3 separate regions of the Mus musculus genome follow, and all the other regions are linked to region 1. A link is a loop called in an ENCODE intact Hi-C map of the cell type or tissue named here. Cell type or tissue: left cerebral cortex. All regions are shown on one strand. Links, peaks and the distances in the headings refer to the core of each region. The heading gives the core; the rest is flanking DNA.

Region 1 (5,745 bases), core at 1,254-3,753:
ATGGCTTTAAACCCAGACCCTGGGAGGCAGAGGCAAACAGATCTCTGAGTTCCAGGCCAGCTTGGCCTATACAGTGAGTGTCAGGATAGCCAGGGCTACACATAGAAACCCTGTCTTGAAAAAAAAACAAAGTGGAAAGAAAAATTAAAACAGTATTGTCCCAATAATTACTGTCCCTGTGGGCCACTGTTCTTCTGATGCCATGACTGAAAAACAAACAAAAACCAAAGAGTTGAAAACAAACAAACAAACCAGCAAACACCAGTCAAAAGGTGAAGGGAATTATGGGCATGCCAGTCCTCAGTCTGTCACAGTCTCTTTCTATCTGTTTTATACATATTCTTTGGGATATATTGGTGGTATTTAATAGAAGATTTAAATAAAAATATTTATTCCATGCTCTTAAACACAAAAGTTTGCTTCTTTCTTTTTCTTTGTTTCTTTCATTTGGAATTGCGAGGCCACCATACAACTTTTATATCAGTTAATTTATGGAAGTTAAACATAAAATTGTGAAAACCTAATTAATGAGTTTTTACTGAAAGGGAATAGTTCGGATTGAGGAAAGACTTCCATAGGTAATTTATATTTAATATGCATTTCCTTTCTGTTCTTCAATATCTTCCTGCTTGTTTCATAAAGAGTTTCACCTTAATAAATTTCCTCTGGATACCAACTTAGCTACTTTACCACGGGCTTTTCTTATTTAAAAGTATTTACTGAATGACACCTCATAGGAGTCTCTAGCGCTAGTCCCCTATACCCAGTGTAAAACCTATCAAACACTAGTGCTTAATTGCCGCATAACTGAACGGTCACTACAAATTTACACTTCTCATTCTATGTCTGTCACCTATTTTGTGCATCCTGAACATACAGGGCTTTAAATATGCATTGTACAATTCTCCCTACCCAACACTCTTTAGTGCTGTGGTTAAGACTCTAGAAAACGTTGCCCAGGATTTTTCAGTCTAGGAGAAAAACAATCGCAAACTTCAGCACATGTTTAAGGTCAAGTTCTACTGTGTAGAACTTCGTGCAGTTTTCAATTACAGACAGGCCGGATTTTGTGATGTTTCCCATATGGGCATGTGATATTCACCCCTTACTGCTCCTAAAGTGACCTCGTGAATAAGATAATAACCTTTAAATCCATTGATGGGATGTTTCCGAGTTCTGACTTTCACAAATAATGTTTAGGCAAGTCGTGTTTTAACTATCAAATAATATTTAATATATGTGCATTCCTGGAGAGGGACATGGATCCATTACTCAGATAAGGCAATGAACATAATTCTAGACTTACTACAAACATAAGTGACTTTAATATACAATCACTACAAATTTTTCAATCATGTATGAAAATGTAGGTCTTCTGCATTGTCCTCTGAATTTTGACTTATATGTTAACGATGCTTGCTCTGCTACTTGGCTTAACATTCTGCTTAAGGGAATATTTAAAGATTGAATTCACTCCACTCTTGTTAGGAAGTATGGAAATGTTTGTACATGGGAAAAAAATCTCATTGCATGCTAGAATGGAAATTCACCAGGGAGGGGGAAGCTGTTCATTTTATTGCCTAAGAGCTGTTGATATGCTCCCTGAATCTTTCAAAGGCATCTTTCATGCCACACAGGCAACCCGCAGCCAGTCAGAGAACAGAAAGAACACTTCTCACATGTGTCAATCTCCGAAAACTTGCATAGCAGCTGTGCTAGGTAGTGATGGGGATTATCGCAAGACCCAATTGCAGGGGTTTGCCTGCTGGAAGAGACACCCCATCCTCTCAAGGGACCACTTTGTTGGAGATGGTAGCAATAATGCATCTCTGTTGCTAGTGGATATTGTGGCCATGTAGCACAAAATTGGTGCTAGATAAAAATCAGAAAGTAATAAAAATGCAAAAAGGAAAACTGGGAGGTTTGGTTTTGTTTCAAAGTCTTAAAGTGGGAGAATAAAACAAATGTGCTAGGCTTGTTGCGTTTACAAAAAAAAAAAAAAAAGAAAGAAAGACAAGAAAACAGATATGCCTTTAATGACGAAAACTCGCAGGGCAGGGCATTCAGTCTTCCGGTTTGAGAACCATTCGGGTGCGTTGAGAAACAAAGTTGCAAAGTAAGCATGTTCAGACCTTTATTTGCTAATTTTTTGTAGGAAAGATCTCTCTCTCTCTCTCTCTCTCTCTCTCTCTCTCTCTCTCTCTCTCTCTCTCTCTCTCTCACCCTCCCTCCCTCTCCCTCCTTCTCTCCCTCTCCCCCTCCCCTCCCTCTCCCTCTCTCCTATGAGCCAGAGTTTTCTGTGCAAATGAAACAGGCGTTGTAAGAATGAGATTCACTTTGGACCACTCTTCACATTCCAAGTCATGACTGCGTTAAGCAGCACAATCCCATCTCTGGTTGATGGGCAGAAAAAGTGGGCAGCTTGCCAGGTAGACGTTTCCATGACTCCCAGCCCCCAAAGGTGATGCGTTTTTCAGCTAATTCAATGAAGAGTGGGCTGAACTTTGGGTCTAAACGAGACAATAGCTGCCTTCGCAGTATCAGCAGAATGGTTGATGGGAATGCCTCACTCTACATTTGGCAGAGAATCATGTGACCTGACGACTGAGATTTTGTGATGGTGCCAACGGAGACTTGGAAGCAGCAAACGGCCCTGACTTTTTTCTTCTTTTCTAGCAAGGATCAGAAAATGGTGGATCTTAAGACTTGACTTTAGCCAGTCTCAGCAAGCAACTGAGCTTTGAAGCACAACCTCGTCTTTATTCTGGGCTTTTGGCAGGCCACCAGGAGGCTGTCCCTTTCACGCCTGATAAATTCGGCTGCTTATCTCTAAAGAGAGAGAGAAAAGGAAAATAATAACAGAATATTGAGGCATAACAAGTGAATCCTAAATTGTATGTGCTTTTTTTCTTTTGTTTTCTTTTCTTTCTTTCTTTTTTTTACCTTTCCTGACTGCTGTTTTGTTTTGTTTTTTAATTTTTATGTTAATATCTTTTCTTTTTCCTTTTTTTTTTCTTCTTTTGGTTACTGAAGAATTCAAGTAGTTTGGGTTATTTATGTATGTATGTATTTGGTTTATAATGAACAGGCATTTGAACTGGTCGGACAGGACGACAGAGCAGTGAGCATGAGATCATTGCAGCCGAGTAGCAAACTGGCACCCAGCCTTTTCACCCCTTCGGTTCGGGAGACGAACGTGTGCAGTCCTCGTTTCTCAAGTCAGCCTGGAAGGATTCCGGGACTCTCCCACCTTCTACCATTCTGCTGCCAGTCGGTGGCAACGATTGGTGCAGATTCTGCGCAGTGCTTTGTGCCTGGAATATGGAGAAGGAAGAGAATGAAGACAAGCCCTCTGGACCTCCTTCTCTGAGAAATACCGGGAGCCCAGAAGAAACAGAAAAAAAAAAAATCCAAAACAAAAACAAAAAACCAAACCAAACAAAAACCCTGAGCTTCTCAGTATTCGCCAGAGTGCTGAAAAATACTGATAATGATGCGGAATGCCTGCGTGAAAACAAAAACAAACCAAAAATGCAAACCGAGACAAACCCAAAAAAGCAAACTTTGGTTTGTCTAACTCCTGAGACATCGGGCTTCGTTAAGCAGCTTGGAAGGCAACACAAATCTATGACCCTTCTTTCTTTTATTTATTTATTTTTGTTATTATTTCAAAAAACAATGGCCTAAGAGCAGTACATTGCACTTGGTGAACCCGCACTTTCATACCAGGTATAACTTTTTTTTTGTTTCTTTTTACGCTTTCTATTCCATAAATTAGACTCCTTGCAGTTTCAATTTGTTCTTATTAACTCATTACCCACTTTACACTTTTTTCTTTTGCTTTCTTACTCTAATCGTGATTAGCGTAGACACTAAACTGGAATAAGAAAACTCTCTATAGACATAAGCTCCTGCTTTGGTTGTTCACAGAAGTTTTAGGCAGACAGTAGTGTGTGTTATCTCTGATTTTTGTGTCCAGTAATATATTTTGTGGAGAAACGGGCTTGGGAATCAGTAGTAGTAAGGAAAGTAAAACCTTTTCTGTGACTCCTAATTTTAAATGCAAAAGAAGAAATTTCTCGAAGTTCTAAAAAGAGATCTTGCTTCAAAAATGCATCCATATAATGCTAAATAAAATTTCTTTTCATGCCGGTTTCAGTAGAGGAGAGATGGGAATAAACAGAGCGGATTCTCCGTTGCGAAGTAAAAAAAATAGCTTGTTCCTTAATAATTCTACTTCTAAAAATACAAGGAAAAAGAATTTGCCCTAGAGCAGTTGGGAAGCGTTGGAAGTTGCCCTTCACTGTTGTGGTGGGGAAAGTCTGTACAAACTTGCTTTCAAGTTCAGAGTTGCTTTGGCTCGGCAGGTGAATACATTGCATTCTAATTATTTTCTCTATTTGTAGAAGGAAATTGCTGAGCAAGTCAACGTCTTGTAACAAAATGCAGCTTTTCCTATTTTAGTGGTAGAGGGTTAAATGATATGCCCCCTTTAAAAACTTCTTTACTAAACAATGTTTCTAAACATGCAAGAAAATCTCTAAAAAGAAAAAAACGTTTTGAGATATGCAGTGTGTATCAATGAAGATTACAATGTTCATACTAAGAACTGGCATGATAATATTAGCTATGAGAAGAAAACTTTAGCATAATTGTTATGATTTTAAAATTATATTTCATGATATCATAAACATCAAGGATAAACAAAGAGAAATATTATACAGCTGGTTAATTCTGTCTTCTTTTCAGTTATATTATGAAAGGATTAACAGTTACCCAGACCTAATATAAAGATAATATTTGAAGCAATGTTTTATTGACTTTATCGGTTATTATTCACTAATTATTTGCAGAATAGCTCTTCTTCCTCCTTTGTTATTAGAAAGCCAACTTCCAAAGGCTTAATTAATATTGATAAACCTGTTTTCATGTTTCATGATTCTTTAGTTTAAAAAACATTATTTTGAATCTTATTTTAGGAGCCATTAATCTCCACACTCTTAATTATCTTATTAAGCTCCATGCCAAATCCAAAGCTCTTTTCAGCTTTCACCCCTTCATTGTGAAGAACCCAGTCGCTTCCGTAAGAGACACGTCCTTTCACTTTGAGAACTGTTCCCGGGAAAGCAACACCAACCAGAATGAACATGTAGCTGCAAACTGTGAAAGTATTTCTGTGTCATATGAGTATCCTGGGGTGGGGCCCTCAGACCCTGCCAAGCCTTAAGGAATAGACTTTTAAGGCTTTCCCCCATTTTGACATTGTCCTGTCTTCCCGGCCACCTCCTTCCTTTGCTCCCAATCTACACAGATGATCCCTGTAGGTGGCAGTTGTCTGATATTTTTCCTTTTGTGGTTGTTTTAGGGGAACACTTAAAGTGCATATGAGAAGAGAAGAGAATGACCACAGGAGAAAATCATCTCAGGTAAAACGAAAAGGCACAAATGTAGAGAGTAATTAATCTTAGAATATTAAAGAGAAAATGATTATGTCTGTGTTTGGTATAAGAAATGGTCCTTCCCTTTATGAAGCTACGTATTTGGGATTTTCACTGATGGTTTTCCTTCAAGAGTTTACAGTATTACTTGCCTTTGTCAACCTTTTGTTTGGTTTTGTGATCAATGCCCAGTGTCCATCATTCTGAGGACATATGTGTATGTTGATTTATACAATTCAGGTACAAGATGGTTGAATAGGAAGCTATTTAATGAAAAGGAAAATATGTTCTCAGTGGTTATACATTA
Region 2 (5,745 bases), core at 1,090-3,589, 49 kb after region 1:
TGGGATCTATTCCTTACTCGGATGTATCTTACTTAGACAAACAAGAACACTAGGTGTTTTAGTTCATAGAAAGTTCCTAACCAGACCAACACCAATTCACTGATATCTGAGTCTCATCTCTATCGTTTGCTTATTCGTTATGTGCACTAAAAAAAAAAATAAGAGATCTATTTCTTTTATTTCAGTTTCTGCTATTCCTTTCTAATGTGGAAAAATGGAGAGAGAGAGGAAAAAAAAAACCTCTCTGTATTTTTGCTTCTCTCACGACTACTCCATGCCTTCTGGAAAGCAGAACTCTGATATGTCTTGGTTGGCACTAGAGAGAACATGGCTCTCCATTCTGGAAAGGTTAGACAAATAAGCATGGCCGAGCTACTCGGAGCCCACAGAATGAAGAGACTGTTGAGTCTTTTGATTTTGTTAAATCATTGTTATATTTGGGGGTGGGGAGAAGCTTAGTTTTTCGAAAAGCTTTCTCCATAAGTCATCTTACATTTTAAAAAGCTATTAGTAAATAAAACTGCTTTAGCCAAAATTTAGAAATAAAGGCACTTCCATCAAAAGGAAATACTTTTAATATTAGATCCCTAAGTAAATCAATACAGTTTCTGTCTCCTAAAGGAGAAGGAAAACACTGGGGTCCAGTGATGAATTACTCTATAAACCTTTTGAGGGGTGGGTTAAGTCAGAATTATATAATATATTCTTCACAAAGTTAGAAAATAGTTTAAATTCACATTGTCCAGAAGAGTAGATTCCCATCAATTCATACTGCCCACCAGAGATACAGATAGGGGAACAGAGGCAATGAACTTTGATATTTTTAAACATTTACTTTATATTACAGATTTCTGGTTGTAGCTGATTGCAGAATGCAAGTTAAATATGGCACAAAAATATTCAACAGGTGAATAATATACAGTGTCTATACTTTCATGAATTTTAAGTCAAAATATAAACTATGCATCAGTTTATATCATCTGTCCTCCTTATTACAAACATCATACATTAAATTAATGATACTCACAATTACACCAATTTTACATACCCTTTAGAATAAATAAAAGACATTCTTGCCCTGGAAGAAAGGATATTATTTCAAAGCATTACTTCCTTTAATTTGATAAATAATTTACCATCCGAATCAGAGCAGTGAGTTTTTAAAAGCTTAGAAAATAAATGTCCAATAGTATTTGAAAATAATTGTTGCGTGATTGTACATGTGCTGCATCTTTCAAATGAAATGTAAAAGTGAAGTCAAAACTTTTCTTTGTAAATACTTTGCCTGTGGTCACCGCATAAATTCTGACGTAGGGAAAAGCTTGCTTCAGTGTTTGTTGATTAGAAGCTGAAAGGTAGCAAGGACCTCAAGCTAGCATCTATGACAGTGGTGACCACATTGTTTGATTTCAACATTTCCTTTCAAATCAATGTTGATGTAACCAAATCTGCTTTCCTATTGGCCCTAAGAGAAGTCTTGACAGAGCCTGGCCACTTGGAACAGGCTAACTCATGTCTCAATATAAATATTGTAACCCACAGTCATTCAGTAATAATTATTTTCCTTTCAATGTTTATTGCTTTGATTTTCTAAATCCCTCAGTTAATATATTTTGTGCTTTCTGTGGAGTTAAGCCATGTATGCTTGTATGAATGTAAAGAAAGAAATACCATCGATTAAGGAGAAAAGTTGAAGGTGCCTTGTATCTTGTATCTTGTCCCAAGAGCTGCAAGTGAGATGTTCATGCACAAGGTCTACAGAGCGGGATATCAGTGGCCAGTAGCTGTAAGCACACACTCAATTATTAAAATCGTCAACCTGTTAGATCTGATAGCCATAGCAAAGTCATGACACTCATTTATCAAGAGCATTGTAGGTAACTATATGGGGGGACAAAGGCAGCCTAAAGAATTCACATATGTAAGAGAGTTAAAAAATCAAAATAAAGTCTGATCAAGGCAATAAGCTAGACGCAAAAACAGGACAAGTTCTGCAGGCTTCTTGCTGCCACTGGCAGACACTTGTGCTAAGCTAACCTGTGGGTGTCTGTCTTTATTTCAACTTTTCATCCGATTCTGGACTCGAGTCCTTTGCAGTCTCCAGACTCAGAAATCATGCTTCATATTCTCTGTGGCAATTAACAACCAGCATGGCGGCTCTGCTCCTTCCCATCTTTCTTTCTCTGGGTCTCTATTCCATCCATCTCTTTTTCTGCCTACCTCTCTCATCCTTTTCCTTCATGCCTTTTTTTTCTTTTTTTCTGAAAGTACGAACTCAACATCCTGTTTCCTTCCTGTGGACATTCTTTTCCTTTTTTTTTTTTTTTTTTTTCCTTTTTCCGCTGGTCTTTGTGCTTGAGATTTGCTGGCCCCCACCCCCACCCCAGCCCACCTCACCCCGCCCCACCCCTGTTTCCTTTTCCTTTTTTTTTTTTTTCTTTCAAATCAGAAGCCTGTAAGAGCTGATTTCTACTTGCATCTCTTTATGGATCCTGTGATGTTTTCTTTGGAACCTCAGCGAGCGGTTGGTTGTTCTCCGCAATTGTTGCCACAGATCTGTTGCCAAACTGCTACCTTCCTTGGTCGTGCGTGCCGCATTGCATGCTGGGACTGCCTATGAGAGTAAACTGACATATTTGCAGCACCAGCCAGCATTGGCTGGAGGATGGTGATAGTTCCTTCCCTTTTGTATGCTTTTTTGTATTCTGTAGAGTCACCAATAGCTAAGTCTGCCCGGCAAGTAATTCAGAAACACTGCTAGTGTAGAAAGGGAAGGTGGCAGTTTACCATACTGTCATCCCAGGGAGAGACTGGAGAACAAAGAAACTGGTGTCTTCTATGTTGTGAAACACCAGCACAATCATGGCCAAAGGTTTTGGCTCTTTAGTAATAGTGTACAGATGTACAGGGATCCACCTTTTATTTAAATCTACATATTCAATCACAATATGCTGAACCAGAACACTTTTACGATGTACATACCCACGAACAGTCAGGTATTATTATTTTTAAAAGTCTTTAAAATTAAAATATACTAATATCCAGCTAGTCGATCTCATTCCACCAAGTTAGCATTTCAACACAGTTTAAATCCCGTTGATGAGTCAGATCTTGGCAAGTCTTGTCTTTTAATTCCTATGAAATGAGAGCATAGCTAATAAAAACATGAAGCTATCACTTCGATTAAAATCCTAGCTTTTAGATTTTATTTATTTATTTATGTATTTATTTATTTGACTAGAAAGAATTGATCTCTACACACCCAGCCTTATGGGCGTATGGATGTACGGGTGTCTGCTGCTGGGTGGGGTCTTCACATAAAAACGGATAGACTTTCTTTTGCCCTTTCTTCAGTCAAAGGGGGAAAGAAAATGAAACCGCAGAATAAAGTCTAAGGCTGTTAAGAAACTGATGGTATTTTTTTTTTTCTGTGTCACGTGTGTGTGAGCCGGCCTGGCTGCTTCCTTAGGTGGGGACCCGGGCGAGACTCTGCCTGAGTCTGTCTCCACACTGCTCTTGCAGATCTGTCTTATTGATTAGCAGGGAAAAGGGTGGGGATTGGAGGGAAGGGAGGGGAGGACTAACTGGCGACTGGCTCATTGAAGCACAAGGCATTTTCTTCCGGGAAGATGTCAAACAGCTGAGAGACAGCCACAGAGGAAGTAGAAAAGGTGGAAAAATAAGGACAAAACGAAGGCATTTCTTAGGAGAGTCTCAAGGCTTTTTTTTCTTTTCTTTTTTAATTCGCTCTCTCCCTCTCTCTCTCTTTCTCCCCATTTCCTTCCATCATCTGACCTGCAGAAGCTAGAGTGACAGCGTCATGCAAATGCCGCAGTCCAGCAGGTCTGGGAGAGGGTGGATGCCAGACTGTGCGTTAATGTTAATGATGAGCGCAGTGAAAATACCAGCCGCCGCCACCCCTTGCACACAGAAGCGCTCTGAGTCAGCATCAGATGCTAGCCCGACTCTCTCCGTGTGTCTGTGTGCCTGTGCGCGCGCGCGTGCTCGCTCGGGCATCCGTGTCTAGCCGAGGGGAGGGGGTGGCGTGTGAGTGCGTGGAGGGTAAAAGCCAGTCAGTCAGTGAGAAGCAAAGGTACGTTGGAGAGCAACTAAAATCTGACTGATTTCCATCTTTGGAGCATCAGATGTATTCCCTAAGGAGGATGGGTCTCCGTGATGGGGGTGGTATAATTATGTTAATGTCATATTTATGGAGGGGTGAGATTTTTCATTCTAATAATTGGTTGAATGCTATGGTCAAAAATTGTAAAGCCATATTCAGTTTTAAGGAAAAAGCATGGACTTTTATCTAAGTACTGTTTTGTTTTATTTAATTTTATTTTTTTTCCTCTTTGCTTTTTGTGAATGCTGCTTTTTGGTTGTTTCTTTTGGTTTTGGTTTTATCTTTTTTTTTTCTTCTATAAAACTATTTATTTGGGGCCATAAGTGATTCAGTATGGGAAATCAAATGATAAACAGAAAGAGATCTTATATAATGATGCATTACATCACGGAACAGAATGCTTAAGTCTTACAAGGCAAAGTAAAGATCTGGGCAGGGGTGAAGGGGGGTGGTGGTTAGAAAGGGGTGTGGTACTAGGGTGGGGGAGGGGAACACTTAGCAAATATTTTGTTCAGCATAGCTTTCCTTGCAGCTTCCTGGAAATGGATGGTTCACCTGCCTAGAGGAAAACACTCTAAATCATTCCATTTCTCTCTCTCTCTCTCTCTCTCTCTCTCTCTCTCTCTCTCTCTCTCTCTCTCTCTCTCTCTCTCTCCCCCTCTCTCCTTTTCTAACCCCCCTGCTTTTCCCTTTTAAGATCAACCACTTCTGAAGAACCAGATTCCACTTCTGTGGCCAGGAGTTTTATGCTGTGCTAAGTGTGATTGTTTTGCCCTGCATTCTGTGCTACTAAACCTTGGATCATTCCTAAAGTCCAGATTCTGCTCTTTCACAACAAGGCGAAAAGATGGGAGAGAATTTGATGAATAGTCAGGATTGAGACTGTGTATTTTCAAAAGTATTGAACTATATAATGTAATTATTCAAAGTAAAGGATCTTTTTTTGTTTTCTTACTATGTTGCCAGGATTTTAAGTTAAAGCTTGTTAGGTGGTCTTGTTCAAATAACTATGAAGTGTGCATGAAAATATTTGCTGTCTGAATAGTTTGCATATTTAAAGAGAAAAATCAACATTAATAGGTATTAAATTATGACATATTCAAAGTTTTTGTTTAAATCTTATCTGTAATAATTTAAATGAGAGTTTGAAGTGTTGTATATCCTGGGCCCACAGTAACAGTTGTGATATATAAAACTTCAATAGAAGCAAAATATCAATTAGGGCCCCATTAACTGGCATATAATCCTTTTTTAGTGTAATAGAAGTGGGTGTTGCTGTAAAAATCTGCAAGGAGCATATTTTAACCCATTTTTGTCTCCTTCTTTGGATAGAATGGGGTGATTCTTAAATGTCCATTGTCTGCTTTGTTTTTCATGCCCCACATTACTGTAAGTTCTGATCTATAGGTGGCCGTCCTGATTATTCAGCTCATCTTTGACTTTCATGTGTTACTTATGTTTCTGTCTGTGTGTTTCAATTAGTATTTAGAAGATTAAAAATAAATGAACCCAACTCTAATTCCCAAGCTGTCCGTTTACCTGGAAGAAGAATTCTCCTGCATCACACGAGACTTTGCCTAGTCCCTGAGACCCTAACTTGTGAGGTATTTTAGTAACATCAC
Region 3 (5,745 bases), core at 1,090-3,589, 59 kb before region 1:
TAAATATTTATTACACCAAGGTCTCTGATACCAAAGCTTGCCTTAAGGAAAATGAGTATTATGGTTATAATATTACACAATATTCTTAAAGATTCTTTTACTTAAAGTTATTATTATTTGACTTGTACTTGATGCAAAGGCCTATTAATAGTGACTTTCATGCTTATTATTTCTTCTGCAAATAAACAATCCAAGCAAGAAAATATTAAATACAGTTTTAAGTAACTTTGGAAATAAACATTGCACCTTTGACCTGTTCAGCATTCCTTTGGTTAATGGGTGCATTAGATCTAAGTAAGCAGGCAGGACTATAAGTACAGTTTGTTTATTTTTAATTGTTTGATTTCATTTTTTCATGCTGTGGTGGAATTGGAAGGATTTGATGAGTTTGTGCTTCGCTGGATTTATCCCAGTTTGCTTCTATTATTTTGATAATATTTCTAAGAATAATATTGCAGGAAATACTACTTATTTAATGTTTACATTCCTCAGAAATGTTGCTATACGTTTTATTAAATTTGAAAATCAGTTTTACTATTATCTTAGATGTCTCACACATGCAGAAAGCTACCCCAAAATTATATGACTCATCCAAGATTAAAACTTCTGCATAATTCCTGATCATTCCGAACAATCTCACCAAAATTTTCATTAAGAAATTTCAGTGCAGATTGTTTTGATCACACAGTGGAAACATAGCACACAAAATGGGAAAGGGCATGTAGTCCTTTGCCTTCAGTGTACAAGACTGTGGGTTTGGTTCCTGGTAACACACACACACACACACACACACACACACACACACACACCATATATATATATATATATGAATGAATAGAGGAGGAAAGAAAGATATACATAATAGCAGCAAACAACATATGCAGTAGCAACTCTGGTCTTTCAACACGAGGAAGGTAGACTCTACTTGAGGGACATCCTTACAACTTAGTGATAAAGGAGACCACTGTGGCTGAGAGCTACTTTGTCATAGGTTTTGTTTGTATTCAGTATTTTTACATCTGTGAAATGAACCAGACTGTGCCTGGTGAGAGTCACAGTGTTATACCTATAAATACATCTTTAGAGATGATGTTATACGTAACACATGAAATAGTTATGCAACTGTAGAATTATCAAGTGAGCATATCAGCTCAACATAAACAAAAGACCTCATATAAACCTCAGTGAAACCGCCACCTCCTGCTCATTTCCATTCATATGGCTGTATCTCCTGTTTTCTTATCTAGAGGAAAGGAAATTAGGATCAATTGATATTTTAGTATATATTGATGTCATTCTGGTTTCTACCTTCTAAATTTAAATTAAGTAATTTTTAGTAAATTATGATATTAAAATCCCTAGTTCAGAACATTTATTCGAAAGCAAATTTAAGAAAACACTCACATAGCCTTAATTTGAGTGTTACCAACTCTGAGTGTCTCTTACCTTAATCACCACTTAGCAAAATTTGTTATGTATATAGATGGATATTAACATACAATTAGAAAATTGTCCAAAACTTTTTGTACAGAGTATGTCCTCTCCTTAAATGTCTACAGACAACTTTTAAGCAATTCATGGACATAGTTTGTTTTTTAAAGAAGTTTTGGTTTAAAATTTTGCCTCTTGCCTAATGCTGTGTAACTGTGCAAAGGGTAATGATAGTTGGTTACCTTTGAAACACCCCGGAGAGTTTCTCTCCATATTTACGTTATTACTCTTTGACCCACAAATTCTAGTCACACAGTCTGAAATTCTTTTGCCTCCATCAGCTTCATCTATTAACTGAAAACAATGGGAACCTTCATGAACCTCCATGTTGAACAGAGAAAAATTCCAACCCAGCATTAGATTTCTAACTGTAAATCGAGACTTCCTTTCTTCTTGTTTTTTAGAATCAAATCAGAATCAGAATTTTCACAAATGATTTCTCAGTGGAGACTTGAACTCTGATTACCATGTAAAGAAACCACGGTATCTTTCATGAATCAATGACTATCACTTGGTGTGATAAATTATATAAAAAAAATGCACTCAGTGTTGCCTCGACTCTGTGCTACCTAGGCTGAGGGCATAAACAGTAAGAGTTTTCCATATTTCAGCAGGATGGGGTAAGGAGGATGGTAAGAATTCCATGGTTAGACCTGTAAATGAGAAATAAGACTAAATCCTGGTAGTTTTCCTTTTATGTCCTTAGCATTCAGGTTTAGTTTGTCTATGGAAATAATTTACAAGTACTTGTAAAGTAAAATCTAAAAGGTAGCCGATTAAAAGATAACCACTTATTATATAACCTCAGAAATGTCCTTGTAGCAATGTGCATATGCACATGGATGAGTTTATAATCATTGCATAACTCTGATAAAGGTTAAATCATTTAAAATTTTAAAATAGAAAAACATTATGTTAAAATTGAGAATATTGTTTTCCTATTATTTTTTCAATGAGAAAAGTAAAGTTTCACATTGTTTTATGTTTAGCACCAATTCTGGGAAGGAAACTAGGTTTTCCACTTGAGAAGGCACTTTTTGTGCTGACTCACCACTAGGGGGAGAACATTGCTAGAAGAGAGTTTGACATCATTGAAAATAGAGTAAGCTTTTGTGTGTATATGTAGTGTGTGTTTGTGTGTGTTTGTGTGTGTATGTGTGTGTGTGTGTGTGTGTGTGTGTGTGTGTGTGTGTGTGTGTGTGTGTGTGTGTGCACGCGCTAGTGCTTATGCGTACCAGAGGTTTTGTATATTTTTTAAAAGTCTGGACATGCTTAGTAATATTGGAATCTAATACCAACACAGTATGTGCTGGCCTTTTAACATTCAATTTCCATCCATTTTCCTAAGCCTTTGAGAGCTAAGGATTGACAGCTTTCCTTAAATCTCAGAGGGAAGGACTTGGAAGAAGGCCATTGGATAGGATGGTCAAAAGAGCAGCTGCACTTTGGTCTGTACCAATGCTGTAACTCTATGTGGAAACATATAAAGCTTGGTTTTGATACTGGAGTGAAACTACCTAGACATTGAATTTGAGGTTTCCTTTTATGTTTCTTTGATAAAACTTCAGCTGGAGACAAGCCCTAATCTCATAATAAAATGAGCTTTTCTTGGAGGCCCCGTAGCACTATTGGGGTTAACAATATTGAACTGAGTTTGGTCTTCAGAACTTTCTGAATGAAGATAATTTCAAAATAGTGATGTTTCAATTTGACTTTCAATTTTGCAAACATATCCCCCAACCCAGATTTCTTATCTTTAACTATAGGCCTTTAAAAACTAAGAAAATATGCTTTAATTATTGGGTATAGAAATCTCCAAGTTTACAGATTTAATCTGTTTGTAAACCGTAATCTTATTAAAATTTGGTCACTTTTTAAAAAATCTGTGACTTACTCTGTACTTTATATAAAATGCATCTTTCTCAACAAAAGAATGTCTCCTGTGGAAAAGGCATATCTTGTGCCCCCCCCCCCCCCACACACACACACACACACACACACCGTGATAGTTTTTGTTTGGCTGTTTCTTTCCCTATTTTATTTCTCCTATTTACAGTCCTTCTTCATATTGTCTGAATATTCAGGTCTCCTAACCTCCCCTGTAGCTTTATTGCCTCTTTCCTGCCCCTCCCATTCTATCCCCACTCTCAAATGCATGCCCCTTCATATATTTTTCTTAACATCCTCCTGCATTTCACTTTACTTAATTTTTCCCAATAATATTAACAATTCTTTATATCTTCCTGCCTTCACCCCTCCCTCCCATTATATTGTCGCATCTACTCTCTCCCGAAGCAAAGCTGCGATTCACTCAGGGGAGGTTACTTTCTCATGCGCACAGCTCATTGCTATGATGATTTCAATGATGCCAGCATATTTTAACCACATCGTTATCAGGGAGCCTCACTTCTCAGTGAATGCATATCAAGTGACTTCTTTTGTGATTGGGTTACCTCACTCAGGATGATATCCTCCAGATACATCCATTTGCCCAAGAATTTCATAAATTCATTGTTTCCATTAATCAATTGTGGAACTCGAGATTCAGGCAAGGAGAGCATTTATTAGAACGTATCCTGCTTGTTCCCACACACACCTCATTTCCGTTGCTTTCTAATGAGGAATTGTACAAGGCTCAACCCTCCCTCCAACCCCCAGCCCTTACCTCTCCTTTCTCTATCCCACCGTGCCCCTCTCCCACATCCATTCTCCCGTACAGTAGCTATATCAGAACATGCAGCAGGACGGCATTGTGCAAACTGGTGGCCACACAAGTACTTTGTATTCACGAGAGGTTTCGAAGTTCAGCAGCTGCATATAAATATGCATAGTTGAGAGATTCATGATGCTGCCTCCTCACTCTAGTGCTGGTTGGCTGCAGCGCGCAGGCACTACAAATCAATGAACACTTTCCCCATCGATCACCGGCTCACTTGCAAGCAGACAAAACACAATGCCAGAAACCCACAGAGAGCTCCTTAGTGAGCGAAACCTCACCATCAGAAGATTCAAAATAGCCGTCCCCCCCTCCCACCCTGAACCTCCACACTCTCGACCTCAAATGTCTTCTTCTTATCCAGTGAAGATCATAAGCCGTTAGAAATAAGTATCACCCGAAAAGAAAGAGTGGGGAGGGAGGGAAGAGCAATGATAAATGAGGGTTTTGAGGGTCCTCACATTGTGCTTGTCACAAAACAAAAGATCCGTTGAGCATTAACACATTAGGAAATAAAAAATAAAATAAAGTAAAATAAAAACGTGAATCTGCTTATGTTGATTGTATTGCTTTACAGTTACAGGATTGAGTGTAGCAGCATCTACATACGCATAGCTGTAGCCCATGTGGAAGACATTTGCAAATCATCCAGTTATTAGATGGCTTTGTGTATGGCAGGGTTATGACTGCTGAGTCAAAACGCAGACCTATAGACACACAGACATATATACAGACAGACAGACAATGTGCTTCATAGTGAATATCACATATCCTCATGTTGATTGCACAATTTTTGCAGAGGGTTCAGATATATTTTATGTTGCAATTATAAACATCTTAGAAGTTTAATCTTATCTACTACATATTCATATACAGCATAGTAATTAGTCAAATATATATTTCTTGGTGAAAAGATATAAATTTATGTTGTTTAGAGAACAAGCCCCCTTTTCAGTTTTAAATGGATTAACCATGACAAAAAAAATAGCTTATTGTATTGAAACAGCGCTGAGCTGTTACTCTGTATTTTTAACATTGTCAACTTGGCAGTAAAAATTTCAATGAGGATAGTAATCCTTTTGATGCTTTTTTACCATGTGTTCATTCATTCACTCAGCGCTGCCCTATTTTGCAATACTGTTACAGCACTATGGAATGGAGAACACAGCACAATGGTGTGGTGGTAGGCTGGAATACAAAATCCAGCGCAAGGGTATCTGTGTTTGAAGCATATGATTATGTATATAAACACATAAACGAGTATGTGGCTTTCAAACTTAAGAAAAGTGTAGCTCAAGAGTCAATATAATGAAGCTCTCTCATACAGAATTGATAATTGAATGACATATCTACTCCAAGTGTATCTTTCCAGTTATAATCAGTAACCATATTGCTGGAAGATCAAAGGTAAACTTCATTAAGATTGTTCATCTAATCCCTTACTCTGACTCATGGAAGCTGACAGACAAGTCCGCGTCTTTTCCCCTATGAGGAGCAAAGCCAAAATCTGAGCCCCTCTCTACTGAACCCCAGCGCTC

What was found. Peaks named below come from ENCODE experiments on the same cell type or tissue, not always from the same donor. Only the 100,000 strongest peaks of a DNase experiment are listed, where the experiment ranks them.
Region 2: a loop joins it to region 1, with 5 times the contacts of the local background. A loop is called at or near these places in 11 of 42 quality-filtered maps.
Region 3: a loop joins it to region 1, with 7 times the contacts of the local background. A loop is called at or near these places in 7 of 42 quality-filtered maps.

The regions. Positions count from the first base shown.
Region 1 is chr16:77,591,534-77,597,278 of GRCm38, forward strand. No RefSeq gene overlaps it. Among named protein-coding and RNA genes, the nearest start is that of Mir99a, 4.5 kb to the right of the region's middle. In left cerebral cortex, for the core only: a CTCF peak has its summit at 2,757 (motif pointing right); DNase peaks (open chromatin) are centred at 1,646, 2,073, 2,580, 3,245 and 1 more place; H3K4me3 peaks cover 1,839 bases; H3K27ac peaks cover 2,407 bases.
Region 2 is chr16:77,640,575-77,646,319 of GRCm38, forward strand. It overlaps Mir125b-2 (microRNA 125b-2), which reads left to right and starts at 5,699; the gene lies at 5,699-5,745. In left cerebral cortex, for the core only: no CTCF peak of the experiment used is centred there; DNase peaks (open chromatin) are centred at 2,052, 2,622 and 3,553; H3K4me3 peaks cover 1,750 bases; H3K27ac peaks cover 1,738 bases.
Region 3 is chr16:77,532,679-77,538,423 of GRCm38, forward strand. All of the region lies in intron 4 of Mir99ahg (Mir99a and Mirlet7c-1 host gene (non-protein coding)), which reads left to right. Among named protein-coding and RNA genes, the nearest start is that of Mir99a, 63 kb to the right of the region's middle. In left cerebral cortex, for the core only: a CTCF peak has its summit at 2,519 (motif pointing right); a DNase peak (open chromatin) is centred at 2,540; H3K4me3 peaks cover 11 bases; H3K27ac peaks cover 29 bases.